Linked DNA regions of Homo sapiens: region 2 is linked to region 1. The links are chromatin contacts, found by Hi-C in ENCODE. All regions are on one chromosome and are shown on one strand. The core of a region is the stretch at or near the end of the contact, and the rest is flanking DNA. Distances in the headings are between cores, read along the strand shown. Region 1 overlaps DRAIC (downregulated RNA in cancer, inhibitor of cell invasion and migration). Region 2 has its middle 45 kb from the start of TLE3.

Region 1 (7,913 bases), core at 1,767-4,266:
ATTTTAAAAACAAAAAAGTCTCTTCAACCCCCAAAGTGGGTCATTCTAGAAATGTTTACTGCACATGTGTTATCCCGAGCACTGAACACCCAGCACGGAGCTCAAAGCTGTGCCGTCAGGAGTGGCTGCGGCAGCCTGCCTCTCCTGCGTCAGTTTCACAGCCTACACCCTCTTCTGCCATTCTGCCATTGAACTCAAGCCAAGGGCACCAACGGGCTTCCTGCCAGTGGTCAGACCAAGTCCTGTCTGACTCAGTCTGTGCAGCACTCAAGCATGTTACCTGCTCCTTCTCCACAGTGCTCCTCTCAGCCTCCGTCATACCCTGCCCTCCTAGCCCCTCCTATGCCAGTACCGAGGTCTTGCATAGGCCTTCTTCCTGTCTTTACACACTGCCGTTTAATCACGTCATCTACATCACAGAGGTCCAAATGCTGCCTAATGCCGATGGTGCCCAAGTCAATTCTCCAGAAGAGATCTCTTTGCCAAACTTGACACCAAATGCTTGTTGGATGTCCTTTCCTGAGCGGCCTCGGGCATCCAAACCTCAGCATCACCAAAATTGGATTCACATATGCACCCTACACCATATCTGCTCCTCCTCTGCTCACAGGATTGGTGAGCAGCGAGTGGCCCCGAGCCATGAGCCACCTGAGTAGGAGACCTGGAGTCGGCCTTGCCTCCCCCTCCTCCTCTCCTCCGCCTCCTCCTCGCCTCCCTCTCCTCCTCGCCTCCCCCTCCTCCTCACCTTGCCCTCATGGCCATCCAGTTTTGTGGCTTCCACCTGCCCAAGGTCCCTCAGAGCGCTGCCTCTACTTCTGTCGCCCACCTCCTCTTCTCTTCCTGAACTAGTGCAACAGCCTCCTTTCTGGTCTTCACACCACCTACAGGATAAAGACTCCAAGTACCTCCATGACCAAAGTCCCGCCTTCTCCCCAGCCTTGTCTCCAGTCTCCTGCACTTATTCCAGTGGCCCCAAACAGTCCTGATCCCAGAAAGGACTCTGTCCTCTCACCTGCCAGCCTGCATGTAGGTGTTTCCCTCAGACTGATGTGCCCTTTCCAGAAAGTTCTCTCCCAGCCCTCCACCCCCATCTAGGGAACCCTTACTGTTTTTCCTCCAATTCAGCTCAAACATCGCCTCCTCTGAGAAGCGGCCCCATGCACCTCCCGCAATGTTCCCATACGAGCCAGTGCAGCCATCATCAGGGCACTTGCCACCGTGAATTGGCAGGCCTCGGGCACATCTCACACCTACAAAACCCAGAGCCCTGCAAGGACTGTGTTCTGTGCTCACACCCCTCTGTGTGTCTAGGCCCTGGTGATCTTATGGCCAATGGTGAGCCTCAGTGAATGACTAAGTGAATGGGTAGTACAGGTAGTGGGTTTGCTGGAATAAAAAGATGTCCATCCACCAGGGACTGGAGGTGACAGCACCAACAAGTCAGGGGGAAGGAAAACAACAAAACCCATCCATCAGGTCCCAGAGGTTTACAGGCAGCTAGAGAGAGACGAGTCTCTCAAGACCGATAACAAGCCAGGGCAGCTTGCAATGAGCTCCGCAGCGCCCTGGTGACCTCCAGAGCTCAGAGGAACAGGGGCACTGGGGAGGGCGGGGGAAGCTTAGGAGGTGGCCTCCTCCCATGCTACCACCCGACCTTCCAGGGACTGAGCAGAATGGAGGCTGAAGGATTGAAGGAGATGCTTTGCTTATCCAACCAAACCCCACCCAGAAGGTGCCTCCAGAGCTCCTGAGGTTCTTGCTGGGAAGAACCTGGTGCCGCCTTTTAACTATGGAGCCTGAGTGCTGGCAGTGGTGAGGGAAAAGGGTAACAAAGGCAGCAGAAAGAGGCATCCCCACCCAGCGAACAGCCAGATGCCAGGCGGGTGTTCCCTTCCCCACCCCAAGGTGGCTGCCTGCAGTGTCTACGTGCTTGTCTTTCTGGAAGACAGGCCCTACTAGGGCTTCAGAGTCAGGCCCAACCTCCTGCCCCCGCAGGAAGGAGCAGAAATGCAGAGCTAAGAGCACCTAGAGAAGGCAGGAAGGGCAGAGATGCAGGTGCACAGGCAACCTCTTCTGTTTGACTTTGGGCCAACTAGGGTTAGGAGTAATGGACTTAACCTGACCTTGGTCTTATATGATCCAGAGAAATGTAAATACTGAAACACAGGCCAACAGTAAAGCAGCAGGTGCAGGGAATCCAGCCACTCCTGGCAAAGTGTCATGGTCCAGCTAAGGACTCCCAGTGACCCAAGCTTCCCCCACCTGTCTCCTTTACCTTACAGGTAGCACCTTCCTCCTCCTTCCTATCCCTACCCCAGGGCCAGGCTGTCTCTCTCTTCCTGACCAGCAAAACCTGAATCTTAGGTTACAAACTCTGGAAGGGGCTCAGAGCTTGGCTGTCCCAAAACCCACTTTTGCAGAGGAGGAAACTGAGGCCCAAGGAAGAAAAAGACCTACTGCAGATCACCTGGCTTCCAGGCTCCTAGCACAAAGCTCTTTGTACTGACGAAGCTCTCAAATCCTGAAAACATCTGCTGTTAGTCCCACCCTCTCCAACCTCCATCCTTTCCCTTTCCCCAAAAAAACAAGAGCTGCATTTTCAGAATTGAAAGTAGGGTGCTAAATGGGCAAAAGTATAGTGGTGGGATCTGAGGCATGGAAGAGGAAAAGCCACAGGGGATGGCCTGAAAACACTGCTGTGTGCTGAGTCAGGCTGCCTGTGCCTGTTCTGCTGTATCCTGGCTCCTGGCTTTCCTCCCCACCCCTGGGCCTGACAGATGACAACTGAAGGTGGGGCCAGCCCAAGAGAGAAAGGGCCAGAGGAAGTTGTGGTGGGTGCCCCGACCCTGGTCCCTAGATATTGTCTGAAGCCTACTGAAGGGTGAGTCTGCATCTTCCAAACACTTGCCCACAACCACAGTGACAGAAGAGGAGCGAGATCTCTCTCTGCTGTAGGTCCAAATGCTACCCTCCTACAATACCAGCAATACTGATGCCACCAACCCCCATGATGGCACCAGGATGGGGAAGGCAGAAACAGGCCTCTGGTGCCCTCTGCTGTTCAGCACTCCCGTGCCACAGCCTGAGGGTTGGCACTGTGGCTGGCAGGGGGACCCAGGGAATGTCTCCAGCCCCTAGGGTTGCCCCAGCTTTTAGCAGCCCTCCATCTACTTCCCAGAAGGATCCAGGAAATGTGTGATGCTGAAGCCCTGGCTAAGGCAATGCACCCGCCAGATCACCCAGGGTGTGGTGTAGTAGCAAACAATCCCCAACACGAAATGGCTCCAAATCAGGCAGGTTTATTTAGCTGGACAAGCTCTGTGTCCATTTTCTAAGATCCAGGTTGAGGCAGTAGCCACCACCATCTGGAATGATGCTGGCTACAGTGACTGAGAGCAAGAGACTGAGGGCCTCACACAGACAGTGAAAAACTTCCACTCACAGCTCACTGGTGGGATCTATCACACAGCCCCACCCAAGCAAAAGAGGCAGAAAGTGCAATCCCACCAGGTGCCCAGAAGTCAGGAGCTAGGGACACTGAAAGGGCACATTCCTGACTACTGATGGCTTCCGGCTCATTCTCCCTCCTGCAAGCAAAGTACCTCATCCCTCCCCAGGGAACGCAGCCCTAGATCCGCCCCAGGGGCAGCATCGTCCTCAGGTGCAGGGTCTCAGGGCGGTATGTTGGCATCCCATATCAGCAGTGAGGGGCAGTAATCCCTGCTTCACACGTAGATGTGGTGCCTCTTGATCCAGTGACCTGCAACCTAAGAATCCCAGTTTCCTGCTGCCTGTTAAAATTCAGTCCTCAGTGGTACAGCCAGGGCTAGAGAGTGGCAAAAAAACACACCAGTAGGAAAGCAGAAAAATGAGAGCCATATCTCAGGGGATACTGCTCCATGGCAGCCCTGCCATCCCTGGGCAGACTTTAAGAGTCCCTGTCCTGGAGGTGGGCATCGTCCTTGATCAGGCAGCTCTGGCCTCTCCCCTGGGTATCTCTCCTCATTGGTTTTTTCTGTGCCCTGCTCCCTTCCCCGTCTGTCTGGCTGCCTCAGTTTCTCCTGACTTAATACCTTGTGCTGTGTGTGGCTCTGTAATGGCCACCTCACTCTTGAGTCTCCCAGACTTCTGAGTGGTCCCAACTTAGGGTCTCAGTTCAAATTCCAGACACACAGAGAGACTCCCATTTCACTGGCCTAACTGATTATTCAGAGCCAGGCACACAAGTCACAGTTATGTCCAGTTTCCGAACGGGCCGTCTGAACAGGGGATGCTGGAGAGACCCCACGCTGCCTGCACATCTGGTGGTGTGGGAGGAGAGCGTGGGCACAGCCATGAAGGATTGTTTTCTCTGAAACACAGAGCGTGGAGTTGCCCTTGAATGTACTCTGAAGACACATGATTTGGGAGGAGGAAGTGAGGTTTGGCCTTCCCCAACCTCAGACTGCTCATTGCTTTCTTTACTCCTCTGAGTCTCAGTTTCCTCATCCATACAGGGGGAACAATAATCACTGTCCTCATCCTTCTCCCTCGCTCACTCCTGTGGGCCCTCATGCCCCTGATGGAACCAGTCCTGGGTCCTGGCTGCCTGAGCTGGGTTCACAGTCTGGGGCTGACCTGTGGCCTGCCTCTCCAGAACATTTGCGTCTGTATAGAGAACTGTTGGAGACTGACAAGCCAACAGGATCAACCCGTAATGGCAAAATATAAGGCAGGGAGATGCCAAAAGAGAGAATACTTTGGTAGGAGGGAGGGAAGCACTCAAGATCTGCCTGGATAAGAATTCTAATCTCTGCTGCTGACTGTTCAGTTCCTCCTTCATGGAAGAAATGAGTCAGGCCTATCTTGAATGACAACTCTTGTTACCAGAATCCTCAGATCATTTCTAGGGTAACTCTCCTTTAAGGGATGTGTGTGGGGGCAGCACTTCGTAGGTACATGCACCCTGCCTCCCTGCCCCACGTGCTCTACATTCTCCCTGTGCTCAGAACTGTGCTGACTCGGGCACAGTTCTGATGATGCGGAAACTAGTGCAGCCCACATTTCTCAACCTCGGGGACGGATGTGCTGCCTTGTTGTATTTTTGTTCTTTGAAAACCTCTGCTTTTTCTTCTACCCATCCACCTCTTTAGCTGCTAATCGGGGGTGGTCTGAAGACCCACGTCGTGTGTTTATTTTATCATGTTTCCAAAGCTGCAGTCATATCTCAGCAGGGGGCTGCACCATCCACATGCCTTTGAACTCAGAAACCCCCACGTGGGTTTTGGTAACCAGGGCTGGCATATCCCCACTCGACAGCACTGTGTCCTTAGCCCACTGCCCACCTGGCTCCCCCTACCTCGCTGCCCCTGCCCTAATACCCTCCTGCAGGGTTCCTCCAGGGTCTCATCGTGGTCCAGTCTCTGGGCGCTAGCACAGTCCCCTCATTCCCTACCCACCCTCACTGCTCAATGCAAACCCTGCCTCCTGCCCTCTGTGACTTAGAGCTGTCTGCTTAAACTCTCTGGACTACGGCCTCACTGTAACAAGAAAGGATTTGAGAAAGCAGAATTTCCCAGCTCTGGATCCTTTCTTTCCCCCATCTCCTTTAAAGCATATCAAGAAAGAATGGCAGTGAATGTTGGTAGAGTGCTTTACAGTCTACAGAATATGAGCACATTCATGACTTTGTGTGAAGTCACTGATAGCCCCTGGGGGTAGTTATTCTTACTATTTCTGTTTTACAGAGGCAGAGGCACAAACTGAGACTCAGAGGGGTTCAGTAACTTATCTAAGGTCACACAGCTAGTTTAAAGAAGAAAAAAAGAAATGGCCAGGCATGGTGGCTCACACCTGTAATCCCAGCACTTTGGGACGCCGAGGCAGGCAGATCACCTGAGGTCAGGAGTTCAAGACCAGCCTGGCCAACATGGTGAAACCCTGTCCCTGCTAAAAATACAAAAATTAGCTGGGCATGGTGGTGTATGCCTGTAATCCCAGCTACTTGGGAGGCTGAGGCAGGAGAATCACTTGAACCCAGGAGGTGGAGATTGCAGTGAGCCAAGATTCTGCCACTGCACTCCAGCCTGGGCCACAGAGCAAGATTCCATCTCAAAAAAAAAAAAAAAAAAAAAAAGGATTGGGATTAAATTTCAGGTATTCAGACCACATGCCCTTCCTACTTTAGCAGATGATGTCTCTCCCCCCTACTCTGGCTAATGGCTGCAATCCTTATCGCCCACAGTAAGAAGAGACTTAGGGTGCAGCTCTACCCCACATCCCTGGGATAGGGAGCCAGAGGGTCACAGAGCATCACTACCAAACAGGTTGTCTTGGACCTCAGGGAACTGTCAGAGGGAAGAATTATGATTTTAAAGCTTGTCCACATGTGGACCCCTCACTGGCCTGGGTGTCTTTGGAGCAGCAGAGCTGGTTCTAATTGGCAAGGCCAGCCTAGGTGGTGCCCTGTCCTCTCAAAGTGACAAAGCAGGGCTTTCCTGGGGCCAATGCCTGTGGCAACTCCTCCTGACACACCTTTCCCAGTTTGCCAGGGGTGTAGCCTAGGATCAGAAGCTAGTTCCACCCTCCTCTGCACCTTGGTTTCTCTTTCTATAAAATGCGGAATAATCTCCACTTTTCTGTCCCTACTATCCAGTAGGAGTCGGGGAGGACAAGAGGGCATGAGCTGGTGTTTCTCACGGGACTTTGATGCCTTAATAGAGGTGATATTTGGATAAAAATATAAGAGCAAGCATGGACTCCGGTGCTTCCTAAGAAAAGGACTCTAGAGGAGAAACTAACTCTCAGGCACATTCTGGGGAATTAAATTTTCTAGATTTCTAGAAGCCCCCTTGATATCAGCTCTTATGGCTACAAACCCTTCTACCATTCCAGAGAGAGGTTCTCTGAGACCACACCTGGAAATGACTTTGCCAGTCTGCAGGGACAATCTGCCTGGGGGCTAGGGCTGGATGAGGGTGACTGCAGGGGGCAATGTGAGGTGGACCTGGAGCCCCCATAGCTCAGGAGTAACATTTGCAGATCCATCCCCAAGAGTTGTTTGGTTTAGCTCCTTTGGTTCTTTCTCAAAAGAGTCAAGTTTGGTAAAAACCCAGGAATTCATTTAACATGATCACAGGAAGGCGCATTAGAATAAAATGCATATGAACAGCTGCTATTACTCCTTTGGGTACATATTCCTGCTTACCATGATCCAGTACCTTTGTCACTTTAATAGAAAGCTCTCAGAGACTTGGTTTCCCAATCTATAAAATGTAAGAGTTGCATTTCATTGTTGGGAGGTGAGGTCCCTTCTAGGCTAATACTTGCTTGGAGTAACACAACAAACAACAGATCCTTCAGGACTTAGGGGCTTGCATCCATTGAAGTACAGAAATAAAATATTTTTAAAAGACTAAAGGGAAAAGAGACTCTCCAGGTTTAGTCTGGGTAGGTGGTGGGGCCTGGCTGAACCTACTTCATCTCTGTTTCCCTTGCTCTTGACTTTCCCTTGGCAGTCTCTAACTTGTTGCCCTCTGTCACCACTACTCACAAGGACATTGGCCACCATATTACCCTAGTCCCCTTTCTGTAATTGTCGACTTCTGTACTGATTGTTCCCCAGTAATTGCAAGCTTTCTAAAGAGAATACATCTTCAGCTGTATTAGGCAGAGTTCTACAGAGAAACAGAACCAATAAGCAATACGAGATTAGATATAAATATATAGATGCATACATATATATATGTATATATGCATGCAGGTGTGTATATAGACAGAGAGAAACAGACAGAGACGGAGAGATTTATTTTAAGGAATTGTGTGGCTGGCAAGTCCGAAATCCATAGGGCAGGCTGGCAGGCTGAAAAGTTAAGTGAGGGTTAATGTCATAGACCGGAGTCCTGAGTTTGAATTCCACAGGGCAACAGGCTGGA
Region 2 (7,913 bases), core at 2,565-5,064, 570 kb before region 1:
GTGTCTTTCCATGTTTATATGCAGATTTGTATAATCCTGTACAGACCTGTGTCAACATACATGTATATGCATACAAACGCAAAGGCAGGTCATTTCTGTTATTGTTTTATAAAAAGTGAATCATGTTACACACCTTTTTCTGCATCTATCTTTTCCCTTTCAACATATCTCCTCATATGGTTTGTGTCCCCTCCAAATCTCATGTTGAAATGTGGCTCCCAGTGTTGTAAGGGGGCCTAGTGGGAGGTGTCTGGGTCATGGAGGCAGATTCCTCATGAATGGCTTGGTGCTGTCCTCATGGTGATGAGTGAGTTCTCACTCTATGAGTTCACATGAGATCTGGTTGCTTAAAGGAGCCTGGCACCTCCTCCTCTCTCTCTTGCTCCCTCTTTTACCATGTGATGTGCCTTTCACCTTCCACCATTAGTATAAGCTTCTTTGTGTGAAGGTCCTTGCATGAAGCAGATGCCAGCTCTATGCTTCCTGAACAGTCTGCAGAACTGTGAGCCAAGGTAAACCTCTTTTCTTTGTAAATTAACCAGTCTCAGGTACTCCTTTATAGCAACACAAAATAGACTAATGTACCTCCCTACCCCCAGTCAAATAGTATAGTGCTAATTCATTCTTTTTAATGGCTATATAATAGTCCATGTTTTATGTACCCTCATTTATTCAGCCTTTCTCTGGGATGGGCATTCACTGTGTTCCCTGTGTGTGTGCACATGCATGAACGCCACTCAAATAACGCTGCAATAAACATCTTTGTACTTACATTTTTACCTAACGGAGCTTTTATTTCTGTGGGCTAGATTCCCAGGAGTTAGACTGCTGAGTTGAAGAGTATATACTTTTTTTATTTTAATAGATGTTGCCAGATTGCTTCCAGTAAAAGTTATACCACTTTGCATTTCCCCCAAAATATAAGAAGGCACACTTTCCCCACATCCCTCAAGACTGGCAGGGAATATTTCAACATATTAACAGCGGTAGTATTTGGATACTGGGACAATGGATGTTTTTCTCCCCTTCGTTTTATTCTAATTTCATTTCCCAATGTTTTCCCCTTTAAAAGGAGGAAAGGTGCAATCGTTTGTTTTAACCAGTCCCACCCCTACACATGCTGATCCTCAGACAAAGGATTCTCTAAGCTGCAGGCCCTGGGGCTCACTGTGCAGCCCCTCCCTGGGCACCAGCTGCCCCTGGCCCCCTTGTGGACCTGTCATCTCATCCCAGCAAGGAGGGGACCCCAGAGGCCTTCACACAATGTCTGCGTATCATATGTTTTCTAAAGCTGATTCACCGAGGTTACTTGCATGGAAGTGCTGCTCTGGTAGAAAAACTTCTAGACCCAGAAACAGACTAATCTGAGGTTGAAGCTTCGACTTTGCCAAGTCACTTAATGTCTCTGAACCTCAGCTTCTTTTTCTGTAAAATGGGGATAACAAAGCAACTACATCAAAAGATTAAGAGCAAAGTGGTTAATAGTTACAAACGCTTGGGGAAGAGGGAAGTATCTGGTAGGTAGTATAGGATCTATGCTGTTTTCTTGTTACATAAATAATGTCTGCCTCATTATGTCACTGTGAGGTCACGTGCACCGAGGTGCTTTCCTCAGCACCCGCTGAGAAGCTGCAAATGTGTAGTATCGCCATCGAGTCAAGTGCTTGTTGGGCTTAGTGCTCTCCTCTGAGCTCCCTTAGCCCTGCGCCTACAGCTGTCCCCGTTCTCAGAGGACACTGCAGTTGTGTCTGGTTTTGTGCTCTTCTCTCTGCTCTTCTGATGACTGGACTGGCTTCGGGAGCTGCTCTCAGAAAGACCCTGCACTTGGTTTCATGCTCTGCTGTCACCATCTTGAAATTCTTGAACATACGCCCCAAATATGATATCATGTAGCTATTCCCACCTCGCGCAATGCCCGACATGAAGTGAGCCCCCAGTAAATGTGTTAAAATGAAGCCATGCAAATAGTAAAGAAAACTTTGCTTCTGCCTTCTACGTGCTCACAGGATAGTTGGGAAGATAGCTATAGAAACTCTGAAGTGCACTAAAACCTCCACACAGTACATGGTGCAGCATTGCAAGCCCTGGCTTGGAATCAGACAAAGCTGGACGTAGAGTCCAGCATGTAATGCTGAACAAATTACTTGACTTCTAGGTACCTCAGTTTCCTCAGGTGCAATCTAGAGCTAAGACTACCAACTTGGTCAATCTGGAAGGTCAGTTCTGAGGTTTCCACTGCAGGCTTTGGGGTGGAGTATGGGGAGGCCCCATCCTGCTGAGCTGGGTTTGGAGCTGGGTTTGGGCAATGGCAGTTCCTGCGTCTAAGGTTCATAAAAGGCCCCCTTTTCCAGATCTCTTGGATCTTCCAATCTATTCCTCATTTAGCCTTACTAGGGGTGCTTACCTGCGGACTCTGATGTGGGTTCCTGCCCACTGAAATGGGTTTTCCTTGGCTACAAAGGTATAGCCTTTTCTGCACACAAGAGTCTAATATAGGGAGGTCACTTGATGTCACAGACAGGGCCTTAGAGTGAAGAGAGGGCAGCATTAGCAAATCCACAGCTCCAGGAAGTCCCCTGATATGACACCTCTCCTAGTCTTCCCCCTCCTTATGTTCTGGGACCACACCCCTCCCCAGCTTCCCAGGCCAGGCCTTTCCCACTACTTCACTCCCCTTCCTGCTGACCTCTCTCCATCATGGCTCCCGAGGCATGGGCACCGGCGGGAGGGGTGGAGGTGACAGCACAGGATCAACAGCTGCCAGCCTAAGTTGAGTCCAGCAGAAAGCAGAGGGGTCCCCAAGTGGTTTCCAACATGTCAAACATCCTACTGAGAACCCCCCATAGATTAGACTTAGCTCTCACCGCAGGCTTACGGAACTCCACGGTCTGAGCTGTCGGCAAAACCTAATTCATTTGGCAGACTCAGTCTTTCACATTAGGGGGTTTATGGTGGTTAAAGATAATGAAGGGACTCATGGCAATAAATAGTTTGGAGTAGGGTGGCCTGAACAACCTTGCTAAGAAATAAGGATTCAGGCCGGGCGCGGTGGCTCATGCTTGTGATCCCAGCACTTTGGGAGGCCAAGGTGGGCGGATCACGAGATCAGGAGATTGAGACCATCCTGGCTAACACGGTGAAACCTCGTCTCTACTAGAAACACAAAAAATTAGCCGGGCGTAGTGGCAGGCGCCTGTAATCCCAGCTACTCGGAGACGCTGAGGCAGGAGAATGGCGTGAACCCTGGAGGCAGAGCTTGCAGTGAGCCGAGATCGCGTCACTGCACTCCAGCCTGGGAGACAGAGAGAGACTCCATCTCAAAAAAAAAAAAAAAGAAATAAGGATTCAGTTGTGACTTCTGTCTTGGGTCCCTCCAATCTCCATTCCCACCCCCACAATTATCACCTTCCTGCCTTCCTTTGGTGACCTCTTCCCCCTTGAATCACGCCCTAGGCAGGCACTCATCTGTTCTCAGGGCCATCTTCATAGGCTCTTCCCTGCAGGAGAGAAAGCATTTTGTGCAAGCTCCACCTAAAAGTTATGCGGGCTTTCCAGCCTGTTCCTCCCACCTCCTTCCTGCCCCTGAATCTTCCCGCAGGGTCACCCTGAGGACAAGCAGTTTACTAACTCGAGGGAGAGCAGGGAACTCACATTCTGGGTATCAATGAAATTTATGAGTCATGGATATCACAGGACCCTGTTTTCGTTTGACTTCATTCGCCGCTTCCTTTCTTCGTATTAATTTCTCCCAACAGCCCACTTATCTTCCCTCTTGGAGCCCTGCCCGCCATCGCTTTCCCTGATACATGGTATCTCTAACAGGCTAAAGCACTCAGCGATGCCATTGCTTGAGAGTCGGCTTGCTCAAGCACTCACAAGTTACACTCTGTGGCTAATCAAATGTCAAAACAATCTCCCCCGCGATTTGGAGGAGCTTGGTGACAGGAAGACATTGGCCACTGAGCCATCAGAACAGGCCACGTTTGCTTGGTGGCAGGCAGTGAGACCGGTTTCTGCCGCGTTACATTCCGGGTGGCCGCTTTCCCTGAGAAGCAGCTGCTCTGCAGTTAGTGGGGTTTGGGGTTTGGAATTTGTTTCTTCTTTTCTTTTGAAGGCAGAGAGATACTCCATGCCAAGGGTCAGCAGGGTGGGGGGTGGCGGCGGGGAGGTGGTTGAATTTTTTTCTATGACAAAATGTTGTCAGGTCTCTGAATCATAGCAGCCACAGCGGTGGTTAAAGAGAAGAGATCGCATCTAGGAGCTGGTCTCAGTTCTGCCACAGAGAACACTGGACGAGTCACAGCCACTCTGAACTTCTGTTTCCTCTTCTGGAATATGAGGAAATTGGGTTAAATGGTCCCTGTGGTTCAAGAACCAGAAGATGATTCAACTTGACACCATACCTTACAATTTAAACACTTCTGTGCTTGTTATTTCATTTGATGTTCACAGTAAGCCCATAAGTGAACAGGAGAGGGATTATTATCTCTATTTTATAGCAGTGAAATGACTTGTGGTGGTTATACATCCTGCCCATGACAGAGCTTAGCCTGGGTCATGGGCTGGTGTCCTTCTCCTAGCCCAGGCTTGTCTCAACTCCTCATGCTCACAGGGTAGATTCCTTGAGCCGAACCACCTCCACCTTCAGCGCCACGCGGGAGCTTTTGTTCAAGCCAGAATTCAGGGATCATCCTGTCCACTTCATTTTCTGCTGAAAAAATTGAGCTCCATAGAGGGAAGCAAAAGGGCCTCCCCCGGCTCACACCGCAAAGCGTCCCATTCTCCTGATGTGGAACCACTCCACTCTTCTCGTGGGTCCCATGGGAGTGAAAATGCCTGCATCTTGGGCCTGGGCTAAGGATGGATCTGTCAAAAACAGTGACACTGATAAGTTTTGGGTGCATTTGAGACACCACCACTGTGTCATCATTACCCACACTGCTGTCATGAGGTCTTGAGAAATTGTCACCGGGGTCCTCTTGGGGTCTGATGTGCTAAGAGAGGTCAGGACAGGCTAATCTGTGTCTGCTCCATGCCCCCTCCACATCTACCTGAGCCTTTGAGAGTGCCTAGCTCATTCTCCCTGCTCCTTAAAATCCTCCAAGTTCCACAGCCCCACCTAGACCTCAGAGTGAGTGGTTCACTTTGCGGCACTCAGGCCCACTCAGTGACCACAACAAACACAGCTTGCAGGGTCTGGCTGGCCACAGGTGCTGTCCCTTCTGCCCACCTGGCAAATGCTATCTCTTCTCTCCAGATTTAGCTTGCTGGCCCCCTCTTCCATAGGGCCCCTGAAGAGGCAAGTGCTTCCTTTTCCCACTCCCACGACTGTGCAGAAAGCCTCTGACAAAGCACTTTCACTTTCACATGGTGGCCACTGGTCTCCGAGGCTGTTCTCCTTTTAACTGGCAGCTCAGTGAAGACAGGGGTTGTACTTTGTTTCTCTCAGTATCTTCAGCGCCTAGACCCTGATGGGGCTCAGTGACCTTAGAGGGAGAGGGGATGAGCTTTACATGCTGATCAGGAGCACAGGCCTTGGCAGCAGGCTGGCCTGCACTGAAATCCAGTTCTGCCATTAACCTACATGTCATCCAAACCTCTCTGAGCCTCAGTTTTCAAATCTACAAAATGGGAAGATTGGTACTGCCGGCCTCATCAGGATGAATGGGAAAAACCATGGAAAGAGCTTAGCATATCACAGGCAGTAACCGGGAACTATTGTCATTATCATTGGGGAATTCCCCAAAAGGTTCCTCTGTGAGCTCACAAGAAAGCCCCTGGGTCTCCACGCCGTCTGCAGGAAGCACCCCGGGGATTGGCAGCCCTTCCCTGCCCTGCCTTCTTCTCCAGCTGCAGTCGGAAAACCCCTTTCTCAGGATGCCCCAGACAGGGCCAAGCTGCTTTCCTTCCCCTTGTTGACACAGGGAAGACCTGGCTGCCTGGAGCCTTGACTGGGCCTCCCACTCTTTGAAGTGCAAACACCGAGCTGTGTATTTTGGGCCCCTCTGAAGGGCCGTTTCTGGTGAAATACCAGGTTTTGAAATACTTCACTCCTTGTTTGCATTCGGAAGCCCATACATGCTCAGGTCTCTCAAGGCCTGTATTCAGAGAGGCTGGAGGTAATGTGGGCGAAAGAATCAGACTCTAGTGGGGGAACACAGTGGCCCTCTGCTCTTGGGCTGGGCCTACAGGAGCCACTGGAGGTGGAAGAGGGAGCTCCCTCTCACAGAGTCCACCTCTGGCTGGGAAGAGCAGACGAAGGCATGCAGAGGTATGTCCAGGTGAGCCCAGGGCACAGAGAGCTGGGACCAAAGGCTGGTGTGAAGAGTCATCTCCTGAAGACCTAGCTACAGAAATACTGGAACTCAGTGCTTCTTCCAGCCCCTCCTCTGCTCTGGCACCCACCCCCACCTCTCCACCCAGGGAGTATGTAAACTTCTCGTCCTGCCAAGAGCTGGGCAGGGAGGAATGACATTTATTTGAGCCTCACTGATCTCATAGGAGCTGTCTTAGCCCAACAGCAGAGGTAGAGGAAGTCAGAAGGGGAGGCAGGGTTGACTTGATAGAGATCTCCGTGGGTTTCTAGGAGGGTTTGGTCTGGTCTCTAGGAGGATGAGCCTCCACGTCCTGGGTGATCATTTGGGCCAGGTATTTTACACACCCTCTTTACTTTAAGCCTCATGAGGTGGGTGGTCCCATCCCCATTTCACAGATGAAGAAATCGATGCTATAATGGAACAGACTGGACTCCTTACCCAAAGGCCAGGACTGTGGTAGAAGCTCTTTGAGGAAAGGGTCCTGGTAAGGCTTGTCTTTCCCTCTCAGAGCTTGGTCCACTGACCTTCCTTGTCTACAAAAGCTCTTAAGAAGTGTTTGCTGAAAGGAAGCAGGGCAGGGCTTACAGAGGAGGGAGCATGGGGGAAGCTGACACAAAAGCATCAAGGTGAGGATGTTCGGGACCAGTTCAGAGGCTCCTGAGAAGCCGCATTTGGCCAGAGAGGGAAGAGATGGGGGAGGTAAGGACAGAGCAGCAGCAGGAGCTGACTTTAGAGGGGACTGCATCCTCCTTATACATCATGGGGTGACCAACCAGGGGCGATCTCCAAAATAGACAGCCAGCAAATAATGATGAAGCTCCGTCAGCGTGCCCGGTGCCTCAGGATCCCTCAAGGAGCATACAAAAGGCTGAGAAGTGAGCTGATTTATTTACACAGCCATCTCGTGGGTCCTATGCAGTGAAGACAAATTGCCAAAGATGATGCACTAGGCTCACATGCATTTCTCACAGAAAGGGCCATCTTTCAGGCCTTTACTTGGAGCCTATTTACTCTTAGTTTGCACATAGTCCCAGCAAGATGAGTGACCCAGATTCCCAGTGCCAGGCAGATTCAAATCAGAGGTAGAGGAGCAGCAGGCGGAGGTGGGGTTGACTTAGAGAGTTCCTCATGGGTTTGGAGGAGGATTTGATCTGGGAGGACAAGCCACCACCTCCAGGGTGATCACTTGGGCTAGGTGTTTTACATGCCCTGTTTAAGCCTTGCGCAGTGGGTGGTGCCATCCCCATTTCACAGATGAAGAAATTGATGCTAGAACAGGCTGGGCAGATGCCAGAATGGCATGGCAGGGTTAGAGAAAGGTATGTAGGCAACAAGGGGAAGGTGCTGCTGGAAGCCAACTGTGAAGAAGGGAACAGGAAAACCAAAGCAAGTTGGAGAAGAATGCTCCAAACAGAGAGCCAGCTAGGGCTGTCCTACCTAGGAGGACATTGGGATGAAACGGGCTGGACACCGTGACTCTGCTGCTGTCTAGCTAAGTGAAGTGGGCAAGTTCCTGCCACTCTGAAGCTCAGCTTTCCCATCTGAAAAGCAGGGTTAAAACCACCAGATAGTGGCAGGAATTGAAGATGAGGCAGG

What was found. A loop is a pair of places that touch in the nucleus more often than their neighbours do. Pooled maps may share reads with other maps.
Region 2: a pooled map shows a loop between it and region 1 (13-fold over the local background). The contact joins two enhancer-like sites. A Hi-C loop is called at or near these places in 3 of 168 maps with a recorded cell type or tissue (CD4-positive, alpha-beta T cell, CD4-positive, alpha-beta memory T cell and naive thymus-derived CD4-positive, alpha-beta T cell) and 10 of 50 pooled maps.

The regions. Positions count from the first base shown.
Region 1 is chr15:69,571,294-69,579,206 of GRCh38, reverse strand. It overlaps DRAIC (downregulated RNA in cancer, inhibitor of cell invasion and migration), which reads right to left. Exons shown (of 5, transcript NR_026979.1): 5 at 7,767-7,913. Among named protein-coding and RNA genes, the nearest start is that of DRAIC, 14 kb to the right of the region's middle. Within about 2 kb of position 3,016, at least 2 of the 41 ENCODE cell types and tissues checked have a DNase peak (open chromatin) inside an H3K27ac peak, as active enhancers do.
Region 2 is chr15:70,138,737-70,146,649 of GRCh38, reverse strand. No RefSeq gene overlaps it. Among named protein-coding and RNA genes, the nearest start is that of TLE3, 45 kb to the right of the region's middle. RefSeq lists enhancers at 5,478-5,577, 5,345-5,848, 6,353-6,858. Within about 2 kb of position 3,814, at least 12 of the 41 ENCODE cell types and tissues checked have a DNase peak (open chromatin) inside an H3K27ac peak, as active enhancers do.